2 separate regions of the Homo sapiens genome follow, and region 1 is linked to region 2. A link is a loop called in an ENCODE intact Hi-C map of the cell type or tissue named here. Cell type or tissue: tibial artery. All regions are shown on one strand. Links, peaks and the distances in the headings refer to the core of each region. The heading gives the core; the rest is flanking DNA.

Evidence for each region. Hi-C counts contacts between places; a loop is a spot of excess contacts. Peaks named below come from ENCODE experiments on the same cell type or tissue, not always from the same donor. Only the 100,000 strongest peaks of a DNase experiment are listed, where the experiment ranks them.
Region 1: a loop joins it to region 2, with 9 times the contacts of the local background. A loop is called at or near these places in 1 of 110 quality-filtered maps.

The regions. Positions count from the first base shown.
Region 1 is chr7:75,415,846-75,422,095 of GRCh38, forward strand. POM121C (POM121 transmembrane nucleoporin C) reads right to left here. Exons shown (of 15, transcript NM_001099415.3): 13 at 5,664-6,250; 14 at 3,475-3,597; 15 at 941-3,048. The coding sequence ends at 2,951. It also overlaps the pseudogene NSUN5P1. Among named protein-coding and RNA genes, the nearest start is that of TRIM73, 23 kb to the left of the region's middle. In tibial artery, for the core only: no CTCF peak of the experiment used is centred there; a DNase peak (open chromatin) is centred at 3,490.
Region 2 is chr7:75,066,252-75,073,102 of GRCh38, forward strand. RCC1L (RCC1 like) reads right to left here. Exons shown (of 11, transcript NM_030798.5): 2 at 4,389-4,518; 3 at 413-541. Among named protein-coding and RNA genes, the nearest start is that of RCC1L, 4.1 kb to the right of the region's middle. In tibial artery, for the core only: no CTCF peak of the experiment used is centred there; a DNase peak (open chromatin) is centred at 3,239; H3K27ac peaks cover 199 bases.

The DNA.
Region 1 (6,250 bases), core at 1,251-6,250, 350 kb after region 2:
CTTAGTTCTGACACTTTAATGGGCTTGGGACCCTGGAGCAAAAGTTCTCCTCTGTGAGGCAAGGATTTCAGGAGCGAGGATTTCAGGACTGAGGCAGCCTGTGAAGCTGTGTAACCGAGACACGCTTTTCCTTAGGTATGCCGAGCAGACAGCTGGAGGATCCCGGGGCAGGGACACCTAGCCCGGTGCGTCTGCATGCCCTGGCAGGGTTCCAGCAGCGAGCCCTGTGCCACGCGCTCACTTTCCCTTCCCTGCAGCGGCTCGTCTACTCCATGTGCTCCCTCTGCCAGGAGGAGAATGAAGACATGGTACCAGATGCGCTGCAGCAGAACCCGGGCGCCTTCAGGTACAGGGCGGGCGCCAGGGTCGTGGAGGGGGGGATGGGGTGAACTGCTCTCTTACCCAGCATTGGGGCTGTTTCTCTTGCAGGCTAGCTCCCGCCCTGCCTGCCCGGCCCCACCGAGGCCTGAGCACGTTCCCGGGTGCCGAGCACTGCCTCCGGGCTTCCCCCAAGACCACGCTTAGCGGTGGCTTCTTCGTTGCTGTAATTGAACGGGTCGAGATGCCGATGTGAGTGAGTGGGGGCATGCTTGGGAGGCGCAGGATGGTACTGGCACATCTAACATCTACACTTCTCTAGCTCAGCCTCACAGGCCAAAGCATCAGCACCAGAACGCACACCCAGCCCAGCCCCAAAGAGAAAGAAGAGACAGCAAAGAGCCGCAGCCGGTGCTTGCACACCGCCTTGCACATAGCAGAGGCTCCAGGCTGACTCCTTCCTGGTGGGAAAGGAAGATGCCTGTCCTCTCCGTGGAGGACCCTGGGCCCTCACCGCAGGCAGCAGTTTGCATTTTGAAAGGTTATTGGGTCCCTTCCTCGGGCTGTGTTCTTGCTGGTGAGCAAAAGTGTTGCCTGCAGAAATAAAATGCAGAACGTACTCTACGATAGATCACAGTTTTTTATTCTTAATGTCACAAGCAGGAGAAAAATCTCACATTCATACTAAAAATTCCAACTAGACTCAACAGGAATGAAGTCTCTATTTGTAATGGAAAGTCCCAGCCTCCCGCTGCCGTCCAGTGTGTGTACTGTACACATCCACACTCACTCTCACTCAGGGTTCCCGGACCGGCTGTCCTGCCTGCGGAACTGAGGTAAACAAGCTCAGGTACTGACACTAGGAGGGTCTACCTTACATAAGGTACAGGTAGAAGCTTGATTGCTAGGCCCAGGCCCACCCAGACCCTCCAATCCTAACAGGTATTTAGGCTTGAGGTTCACTCCCTCCTCAGCTGCACACGCAGCCAGGTATAACACTCGCCCTCAGTCACAACGGGGAGGGGGCACCGGTTACATCTACATCACATTATTTATAAAATAAGAATTACATTTCATATAACATGGCCAGAAGGAGCTCTAGTCCCCCAGGAAAGCTGCCGGGGACAGCATTTGAGCCTCTTCTTTGCACAGGCATAACTTAACTATACAGCTAATTCCTAGTTAATAGCATTTATACTTAACCACCTCAATGAACCAAGCTTGAAGGAATTTAAAAGGCAATTTAGCTTAAATACAAAAATAAATTTTTGTTAAAAAACGTTTAAATATTTTTTTCTTTTAATTTAGACACACGCATTCATACTTCTCCCAAAGAGGTTGGGCGTGACAGCAAGGCGCTTGGGCCTGGGGTATGTGGTTTCAGAAGGACGGAAGGAAAGGATGGGCTGCAGAGGGCCCTGTTTGGGAAAAATAGGATTTTAAAAATATGGTTCATTAATTTAGGTTTTCTAACATCTACTTTGGGTGACGTAGCCTCCAGTGAGGTCAGTTAAGTGGGACAGAAACCGCAGAGGGAAGAGGTCTTTGCTTCCCCTGGGCCCATTCTCCCTGGCTGCCAGCCCTTGAAGTCAGAACACCATGGGAAAATTCAGGAGTCGGCACTTGTAGCCGTCAAGTGGTGCTACTTTCCACATTCAATTAGCGAGGCCCCAGAAAACTTGAAACAGGAAGTCCGGCACTACCAACATGCCGCCACTCATACAACTCAACTCTTCCTCCAAACTCGATTCAAAGAGCAATACACAGAGCGTCAGACAAAGGAACACAGGACAAGGCTTGAAACATACAATCCTGGAGAGGCAGACGAGGGCCCAATGGGGCCAAAGGGTAGCTGGGCGAGGAGGCAGCTGAAGCAGCAGTGGGCATCCTGCCTGCTCCAAGAGCTTCTCCCTTCACCCCTGGCTCTGCCAGGCTAACAGTCTTGAGCCACCAAGCTCTGAGGGGCCAAACTGGCAGAGGGTTGGAGATGAAACATTGATTCAGGCTTGGCAGGAAGAAAACGGCAGGAGCAGCACCCACTGGGGTCTCCAAGGCAAAGCTAGATTCAAGGGCATTTAAAAAGGAGGGAATCCTGCAAGGAACCGGTGAGGGACACAGCAGCAAGAAATGGGGAAACAGAGTCCCCAGAAGGGACCAGAGGAAGAGAACCACTTCTCACAGCTAAGCCAAGCAAGATAAAGCTTTAGGGATAACCCATTTCCCAAATCCCATCAGGTGCACACCACCGATCCAGGCGGGCTGGACCCTGCCCCCTCCAGCGACGACGGCTCTCGGGGAAAGGTGGAAGGGGCGCCTGCCTAAGGGTGCGCTAAGCGGGAGTCAGGGCAGCGGACACTATGTACAGGTCCTTAGTTCTCCAGCCTCCCCAGTGGAACTGTTCAAGTAGAGGTCCCGGGCTTTGGCCCTCCGCATCCTGCTTCCCCTTCCCTGAGGCTTGTGCTTCCTCCAGAAGGGAAAGGGCCCCAGGGCTGCCACTGCCCCCTGGCGGCTGAAGCCAGAGATCCGGGGTAGGTTTGCTTTACGCAGCTGGAAGGGTCCAAGGCTCTTTCTAGCACGTGCCAAGGTCCAGATTTAGGGAAGGGGTGGGGGGAACAGGGACAGGGGACAAAGGCTACTTTTTGCGGGTGTGCTGCCTTCGGGCCTGCAGTCGCTGTCGAGCCCCTGGGGTCTTGGATCCCGCACCAATGGAAAATGAAGGGGCCGCCGATCCTGGAAAGATTCAACAAGACCTCATCAGGGCAGCTGCTACCTGAGACTCTGGCTCTGGGTGCCCAAATCTCTGGAAGGCCAGGCCAGTAATAAAACACAGGGTGCCTCAATAGGGCTTTCCCCGCTGCGTCAGAAACACTGTACGGGAGGAGCCTCCTGAAATGCAAACTCCCAGAGTCTCAGAGCGAGGCCCACGAATCCATTTTTACCTGGCTTCCCATGGGAGGCAAACTTCCACCCCGGACAGCTCCTCTCTGATCTCTGCCATCCAACTCCCATCCCTGGGCTGTGCTGTACTCCTAACCCGAAATGTCTTTCCTGTGCTGAACCTGATCTTCACGGGGCCTCAGAGGGCCAGGAGCCTGCCACCCCACCCAACCTCTCCTCAGACAGACGAGCAGGGCCACAGGGTGGCTTGCTGCTTACCGAACGGTCCAACACCAACAAAGCCTTGGGCGGGTGCTGAAGATGCCCCAAAGGAGAGGCTGCTGCCCGATGTGCCCACTCCAGGCGCAGGGGTGTTCTGACCAAAGGTGGGGGTGGCGGTGCCTGGAATGAAGAGAACAGAGAGCTAGCCAGTGAGCAGAGGGCGGAGGCAGGCGAGGAGCCGGGCAGGAGCCTGTGCTCTGCAGGGCACTTCCCACGGGACCCTCAGCCCCACTTCTGCTTCTGGGGCACTCCTCCATCAGCAGCTGAGCCAGACAACCGAGTCTTCATGCCTGGTGCCCCAGCTCAGCCTGCTTCTCCCACCCGCTAATGGCCACGCCAGGGCAGAGAAAAAGCCCCCCTGCCCCGCAGCCACCTCGTGGGCCTCCTGACCATCGCTGCAGAGGGGAGTACTCTGGGGCCCCCGCCTCCTAGCGTACCTGGGTTGGCTACCTCCTCTGTTCAGGCCTTTTCCCCCTAGCCACCGTCCCCTCCCCTCTGAAGCCTGGTTTGTCCGTCCTGTGTCTTTTGTGATGCCCCGTGGTCCCCTCCCTTCCCCGGCCTTGCCCTGACTGGCTCTGGCTGCCTGCCCGATGCCCTCTCTGGCAGCCCCTCTGCAGGGATGGCTGCTCTCAGGGCTTGGCCTCCGGCCCGGACAAGGGGAAGCTCCCTGTGCTCCCACGCTGCTTCCACACAGTTTCTCTTCCTTCCCTAAATACCGTAACTCAGGTTCAAATCACTTTAATCTGCCATGTCCTCATGTCACCTGTCAACTGCCAGGTCACTCCCTGATTCACAGAGGACCCTTGGCTCACTGGCTTCCTCCCCATCACCACTCACGGTGACTTCGCCCTGTGGGGCTGACTGATGGTCCTCTCAGCCCCTCGGCCCTGCCACCCCCATGACCTCCTCTCCCCGACCCCTGCCACCACTCCTGCAGCCACACTGTCACCACAACTGCTCCGGCTCCCGAATCTCCTGCAGGCACCACCCCTCCTGCAGCTGACTTCACCCGCTCTCCACTCCTGCACCCCCTGAGCTGCATCGGGGCACTGACCCGCTGCCCCTCCTGCTGTGCTTGCTGGGGTCTCCACAGCCGGGTGGCACCAGCTGTCCGCTGACCTTAGATCTATACCCAGTGTCGCTGGGAAACACACGCCATGCTAACTGGCCTCACTTTAACTTCACAATCACAATTTTCCAGCCCACAAACTGCCTGGAAACTGATCACACTTTTTAATATGATGTTCCTTTCCCCCACTGTCCAAAATGACTATTTCAAAAGACCCCTTTTTTATACACTTTATCCCGACCTTCCCTCTCCCAGATTTTCTCTCCTACTTCACGAAGCAAACAGAAGCCATGGGATCTACATTCATCTTCCACACGGGAGGAACCATCACTGCATCCTTCTGCCTGATTCTGCAATGGTTTTCCTGAACACTTAAGACCCAAACACCCAACCCTGGCCACAAACAATCCTCGCCTCTTGGCCTCCTTCCACACCACTGCTTTAGCTCCTGCCCTCCTGCCATGCTTGTCTTTGTTCTGCTCTTCAACATACCAAACATGTTTCTGCCTCTGGGCCTTTGCATGCGCCATCCTGGGCCTGAAAGGCATGTCCACTTGTGCTGTGCCCACCCCCACCCCACCCCCATATTCAGCTTACGCTTGAGACAGTCTTGCTCTGTCACCTAGGCCAGAGTACAGTGTGGCATGATCTTCGCTCACTGCCACCTCCACCTCCTGGGTTGAAACATTCTTCTGCCTCAGCCTCCCGAGCAGCTGGGATTACAGGTGGGTACCACCATGCCCGGCTAATTTTTTGGTATTTTTAGTAGAGACAGGGTTTCGCCAAGTTGCCCAGGCTGGTCTTGAACTCCTGTCCTCAAGTGATCCACCCTCCTTGGCCTCCCAAAATATTGGGATTACAAGCATGAGCCACTGCGCCCAACCTTCAGCTTACAATTGTTAAGTACTCAGAAGGCCTTTGACCAGTTAAATCCACAATGGCTCCTCCAGTCATTACTACGTTAGCAAAACATGTATCATGCCCTGGCATCTCACTGAGTTCTATATTCAGTGCCTGTCTCTTCACTGCCACAGCATAAGCTCCCCGAGACCACAGGCTTCACAGGCACAGCTTTTCAGTGTCCGGCCCGGTAGCCCAAGTCCACGCCCCTCCTTACCTCCAAACACAGGTTTGCTCTCAGTTGTGCTGCCCACGTTGAAGGCAAACGGTGTGCTCTGGCCGGTGGTGCCCAGGGCGTTCTGACCTAAGCCCCCTGTGAAGGGGGTGGAGGTGGCTGTGCTCCCACTCTGTCCTGCTCCAAAGCTGAAAGCTCCGGTGGTGGCGCTGGAGCCTGGGGTGGCCACGTTGATCCCAAAGCTCCCACTGCCAGCGGGGGCTGCCGAACCCCCAAACGTGAAGGGTGATGGTGTTGTGCTGCCAAACACCGAGCTGCTGCTCCCGCTGCTGGCGGTCTGGGTGGTGGCTCCAAAGCCGGAGCTGGTGGCTGCACCGAAGGAGAAGACAGCAGTGGAGCCGCCAAAGGCGGGCTGTGAGCTGGCGGGAGCGCCGAAGGCGGAAGCCGTGGCTTTCAATCCAAACGCCGAGTGCGTGGCACCGCCAAAGGTAGGCTGGATGGGCGTAGGCACGTGCGCAGGCACGATCTTGATCGTGGACGCAGGTGCAGGTGTGGGTGCAGTAGCCGGGGCCGGGGCTGCAGAGTTTCCAAAAGTGAAAGAGCTGCCAAAGCTGGGGGTAAGGGCTGGC
Region 2 (6,851 bases), core at 1,298-6,297:
CCATCCTGGCTAACATGGTGAAACCCCGTCTCTACTAAAAATACAAAAAATTAGCTGGATGTGGTGGCGGGCACCTGTAGTCCCAGCTACTACTCAGGAGGCTGAGGCAGGAGAATGGCGTGAACCCAGGAGGTGGAGCTTGCAGTGAGCCGAGATTACACCACTGCACTCCAGCCTGGGCGACAGAGCGAGACTTCATCTCAAAAAAATAATAAATAAATAAAAATAAATAAAGAATCAACAAGGTTTGTCCAGCTGTCTTGAGCAATCCCACTGATCTGCTCAGGAAATACCACATTTCACTCATTAGATGTGGCTCAATCGATCAAGCCACTCAGGCCTGATTTGAGGCTCCAGTTCACAGTGAAATGGTCCCTGCACTCTTCCATCACCCTTCAATAGGTCAACTCACCTCCTTCCCTGTCAGTCAACACAAGAGAGTGAGCTCGGCCGCAGGAGACCTGCAGCACCCGTGTCTCCTGAGGTCTGTCCAGAGGCAGGGAGACGGGTGAGGGCTCCAACACATACTCGTAGCCCCTCGCTGGAAAAGACACAGGACACTGATTGAGGCATGCATTTCTACCACTGGAAATCATACTGTCCAACTCCACGCTACTACACTGGAAAAAAGAGAGTCGGAGGTAGGAAAGACTCATCAAGACAGGTAAGTTAGGCGCAGAGCAAGGACCAGAAGCCCAACTCCCAGCCCATGGCATGGGCTGTCTCTATTACATAATGCGGGTTCCAGAAAAGCATACTTGGTCTTCTGGCTGGGCGCAGTGGCTCATGCCTGTAATCCCAGCACTTTGGGAGGCCGAAGCGGGCAGATCACCTGAGGTCAGGAGTTCGAGACTAGCCTGGCCAAAATGGTGAACCCCATCTCTATTTAAAATACAAAAATTAGCCGGGCATGGTGGCGGGCGCCTCTAATCCCAGCTACTCGGGAGGCTGAGGCAGAAGAACTGCTTGAACCCGGAAGGCGGAGGTTGCAGTGAGCTGAGATTGCGCCATTGCACTTCAGCCTGGGGGACAAGAGCGAGACTTCATCTGGAAAAAAAAAAAAAATGCATACTTCGTCTTCTTATTAAAGAAATCTTGGCCGGGCAGTGGCTCATGCCTGTAATCCCAGCGCTTTGGGAGGCCAAGGCAGGCGGATCACTTGAGGTCAGGAGTTTGATACCCACCTGGCCAACAAGGTGAAACCCCCGTCTCTACTAAAAATACAAAATTAGCCAGACGTGATGGTGGACGCCTGTAGTCCCAGCTACTTAGGAGGCTGAGGCAGGAGAACTGCTTGAACCCAGGAGGCGGAGGTTGCCAGTGAGCCAAGATTGCACCACTGCACTCCAGCCTTCTGGGAGACAGAGCGAGACACTGTTTTAAAAAAAAAATACAAAAATACAAAAATCAGCCAAGCATCATGGTGCATGCCTGTTGGTCCCAGCTACTTGGGAGGCTGAGGTGGGAGGATCACTTCCAGCTACTTTGGAGGCTGAGATGGGAGGATCACTTGGGCCAGGGAGGTTAAGGCTGCAGTGAGCAGTGATCATGACACTGCACTCCAGCATGGGTGACAGGGCAAGACCCTGTCTCCCCTTACCCCCCCAAAAAATTAAACTGTTGGAATTTGCTTCAAATTTATTGAGGGGGAAGGTGGGAAAAATGAAGAAAACGAGACTGGCATGAGTTGATGATGCCTGAAGCTGGTGATGCCACATCATACTACTCTGCACACTTCTGTAAGTCTAAAATTGCTCTGAATAAAAGGTATAAAAAATGTAACGCGGGCCGGGCACGGTGGGTCACGCCTGTAATCCCACCACTTTGGGAGGCCGAGGCAGGTGGATCACCTGAGGTCGGGAGCTTGAGACCAGCCTGACCAACGTGGAGAAACCCCATCTCTACTAAAAATACAAAATTAGCCAGGCATGGTGGCACATGCCTGTAAATCCCAGCTACCTGGAAAGCTGAGGCAAGCGAATTGCTTAAATCCAGGAGGAGGAGGCTGCGGTCAGCCAAGATCACGCCATTGCACTCCAGCCTGGGCAACGAGAGTGAAACTCTGACTCAAAAAAAAAAAAAAAAAAGTAATGTAACATCTTACAGCTAATAAAGACTTCTATACTGACTTATAAAAGACATCTGATATATAGGTCGGGCATGGTGGCTCACACCTGTAATCCCAGCACTCTGGGAGGCCAAGGCAGGTGGACCACTTGAGGTCAGGAGTTCAACACCAACCTGGCCAACGTGGTGAAACCCCCGTCTCTACTAAAATCCCCAAATTAGCCAGGTGTGATGGCGGGCGCCTGTAGTACCAGCTACTCAGGAGGCCGAGGCAACAGAATCACCTGAACCCAGGAGGTGGAGGTTGCAGTGAGCTGAGATCATGCCACTGCACTCCAGCCTGGGCGACAGCAAGACTCCATCTCAAACAAACAAACAAAAAAGATATCTGATACAAAATAAATGAAAAAAGACAGAAAACAAAATATATGCTATGTATGTAAAAATGTATTTGTCTGTGAACAAGGGAACAGGAAAAAACAAAAATGAAAGGTTTGTCCAGTATGTACTTCTGGGTAATTTCCTATGTTATTTTATATTTATTTATTTATTTATCTTTTATTTATTTTGAGACGGAGTCTTGCCCTGTCGCCCAGGCTGGAGGGCAGTGGTGCGATCTCGGCTCACTGCAACCTCTGCCTCCCAGTTCAAGCGATTCTCCTGCCCCAGCCTCCCGAATAGCTGGGATTACAGGCGCGCGCCTCCATGCCCAGCTAATTTTTGCATTTTTAGTAGAGACGGGGTTTCACCATGTTGGTCAGGCTGGTCTCAAACTTCTGATCTCGTGATCCACCCGCCTCGGCCTCCCAAAGTGCTGGGATTACAGGCGTGAGCCACTGCGCCTGGCATTTCCTCTCTATTTTAGGAACTCTTTCTTTTTTCTTTTTTTTAAGAGACATGATCTTGCTCTGTTGCCCAGGCTGGAGTGCGGTGGCGCAATCACCGCTCACTGCAGCCTCAAACTCCTGGGCTCAAGCAATCCTCCTACCTCAGCCTCTGGAGTAACTAGGATTATAGGTGCATGCCACCATGCTCAGCTAATTCTTTTTCGTTTTTCATTTCTTTTTTTTAGAGACAGAGTCTCGCTATGTTGCCCAGCGTGGTCTGGAACTCCAGGCCTCAAGCAATCCCTCCCATCTCGGCCTCCCAAAGTGCTGGGATTACAGGCGTGAGCCCCTGTGCCTGGCCAAGGAAATATTTCTTACTGTTCTCACAGTAATTTTTAGCTAATGTCTACTTTTCTGTTTGTTTGTTTGTTTGTTTAGGACAGTCTCACTCTGTCACCCAAGCTGGAGTGTAGTGGCATGATCTCGACTCACTGCAACCTCCACCTCCCAGGTTCAAGAGATTCTTGTGCCTCAGCCTCCGAAGTAGCTGGGACTATACAGGTGCGTGCCACCATGCCCGGCTAATTTTTTATATTTTTAGTAGAGACGGGGTTTCACCATGTTGGCCAGGCTGGTCTCGAACTCCTGGCCTCAAGTGATCTGCCCTCCTCGGCTTCCCAAAGTGCTGGGATTACAGGCTGCCCTCCTCGGCTTCCCAAAGTGCTGGGACTACAGGCGTGAGGCACCACGCCCAGCCAGGCTAATGTCTACTTTTTAAAATGCCATTATAAGTTATTTCTAACATTTTTACAATCCAAGGCTCAAACATTTGGAATAAAGCCTCCATGTTAACGATTTCAATGCTTTTTCCCTCCAAAACATATTCTAGGCACTGCAGAGTACTTCACGCTGTCTGTCTCCAAGCCAGGAAAAAAAGGTCATCTCTTTTAGGCCACAAAAGAACATCTTTACTTATCTGCAAATGCCAGGTGCTTGCCTTTTGCCTGAGGGTTCAACATTGTTACCAAAGAGGCTAAAAAATAACCTAGCCCAGATGGTTTCAAACAACATCCCTTTAAGTCTTCCTCTATTTCTTTGCTATTTCTTTGTTTATGTAACCATGTTCTTGAACACCAAAGGGAGGGCTGGGCGCTGTGCCTCATGCCTGTAATCACAGCACTTTGGGAGGCTGAGGAGGGTGGATCACCTGAGCTCAGGAGTTCGAGACCAGCCTGGTGAACATAGTGAAACCCCAACTCTACTAAAAATGCAAAAATTAGGCAGGCATGGTGGCATGTGCCTGTAATCCCAGCTACTCGGGAGGCTGAGGCAGGAGAATCACTTGAACCCGGGAGGTGGAGGTTGCAGTGAGCCAGGATCTCGCCACTGCACTCTAGCCTGGCAACAGACTGAGACTCTGTCTCAAAAAAAATACAAAAAAAGAGCTTTCTCAGACCAATCCCGGCAAAGAGGAGACAAGGTAGGGATGCTCACTTTTATCTTTCCGGCTCCTGTGAAATCCAAGCTGAGAATCTTTGTTGAGTCCCATCCCCCAGACTTTCGTAACATCCGCAGTCTTAGAGGACAGCAGTGTGAATCCATAGCCGCAAGCAGCAGATGAAATCTGAAAAGCAGTTCCCACAAAGCATGAACTGATTTATAATGTCAAGTTTGTTCAGTAGTAAATGACAGGTTATTTATCAAATCCAAGAACACATACTATTTACGGGGGTTTTGTTTTTGTTTTTGAGACAGTCTCACTCTGTTGCCCAGGCTGGAGTGCAGTGGCGCAATCTCGGCTCACTGCAATCTCCATCTCCCAGGTTCAAGCCTCCCAAGTAGCTGGGACTACAGGTGTGCACACCACGTCTGGCTAACTTCTGTATTTTTAGTAGAGACAGAATTTCACTATGTTGGCCCAGGTGATCTCAAATTCCCGGCCTCAAGTGATCTGTCCGCCTTGGCTTCCCAAGGTGCTGGGACTATATGCGTCAGCCACCGTGCCTGGCCCAAGAACACATATTATTAAGACAGCAACTAGCATTTATTGAGCATTTACTATATGTTTGATAAGTATTATCTCATTTAATCTTTATAATCACTCTATGAAGGGTGATTTACACATAGACCATAAATATAGTCTATTTATGGTCTATGTCAGCTTACCACTAGGTATTACCATCCCCATTCACCAAGATCAAGACACTATCTAGCAGCAGCCGAGTACGGTGGCTCACACCTGTAATCCCAGCACTTTGGGAGGCTGAGGCAGGCAGATCACTTGAGGTCAGGAGTTTGAGACCCGCTTTGGCCAACATGGTGAAACCCCATCTCTACTAAAAATACAAAAATTAGCTAGGCATGGTGGCGTGCGCCTGTAATCTCAGCTACTCGGGAGGCAGGAGAAGTGCTTGAACCTGGGAGGCAGAGGTTGCAGTGAGCCAAGATGGCGCCACTGCATTCCAGCCTGGGTGACAGAATAAGACTCTGTCTCAAAAACAAAACAAAACAAAACAAAACAAAAAACACCACCATCTCTTAGCGCGGTAGGTAAGTTGACAGATCTCCTTAGTTTTGAATCCTGGCCCCATCCTTACCAACTGTGTGATCTGAGATAGATTACTTTACCTCTATATCTGTTTCTCCTTCTCTAAAAAGTAAAGATGATAATAGTACCATCTCTCTCACTAAGCTGTTGTGAAGACTAAACGAGTTAATATAGCTAAAGCCCTTATAGGGAATAGTACCCATCTCAAGGTAAGAGCTATATTTTGAGCCTAGGCAACAAAGTGACAACCTGTCTCTATGAAAAAATCAAAATTTAAGCTTGGTCCCAGCTACATGGGAGGCTGAAGCAGGAGGATCACTTGAATCCAGGAGGTCGAGGCTGCAGTGACCCATGATCACGCCACTGTACTCCAGCCTGGGCAACAGAGCCAGATCAAAAAAAAAAAACAAACCTATATTTTGTACTCTATTTTGTATTTTAAATTTATACATATACATATACATATACATATATATATATATATATATATATATATATGGAGAGAGAGAGAGACAGAGAGATGAGTTCTCACTGTGTTACCCAGGCTGGTCTCAAACTCTTGAACTCAAATGATCCTCCTGCCTTGGCCTCCCAAAGTGCTGAAATTACAGGCATGAGCTACCGCACCTGGCCTATATTGTATGCTTTTTGTTGTTGTTGTTTAGTTTTTGTTATTGCTTTTGTTATTATATTTTCTATTTCTTATTGCTGTTAGCAGTAGTATAAGGCAGATGAGAAAGTGTGGCTTCTAAAGGTTGAGTAACTTGACTGCATGCTTTTCACTGACACTACACCGTTACGTACTCAGGCTATTACCATGAAAAGGAAAACTCAGTACTACAGCTACTGTGAATTTAACACAGTGACAACCCCAAGGTCTTTGTTGGGTGTTTTAACTACACTCTCATCAATCCTCCCTTCACTGACCCGATGAGAAAACCGGGGCTTCCAGTGAGGTTGGATATAGACCAAAGATGGTTTGATTTTAAAATCAATCCTCTTTCAGCCAGGCACAGTGGCTCACGCCTGTAATCCCAGCACTTTGGGAGGCCAAGGCGGGCGGATCGCTTGAGTTCAGTTCAAGACCAGTCTAGCAAACATGGCGAAACCCCATCTCTACTAAAAATACAAAAATTTGCCGGGCTAGGTGGCAGGACGATCTCTTGAGCCCAGGAGGTCGAGGCTGCAGTGAGCTATGATGACACCACTGCACTCCAGCCTGAGCGACAGAGCGAGACCCTGTCTCTAAAAAATAAATTAAAACAAAAAAATCCCCTTTCTGAGTTGTTCATTGAAACACCTCAGCTGGTATACATTTTCAATGGACTTTTGAATTTTGCTTTCCTAACATCAGAACTCCTGCAGTCACGCTGGCCTGAGTGAGAATTCCACCGCATATAAACAGCTAG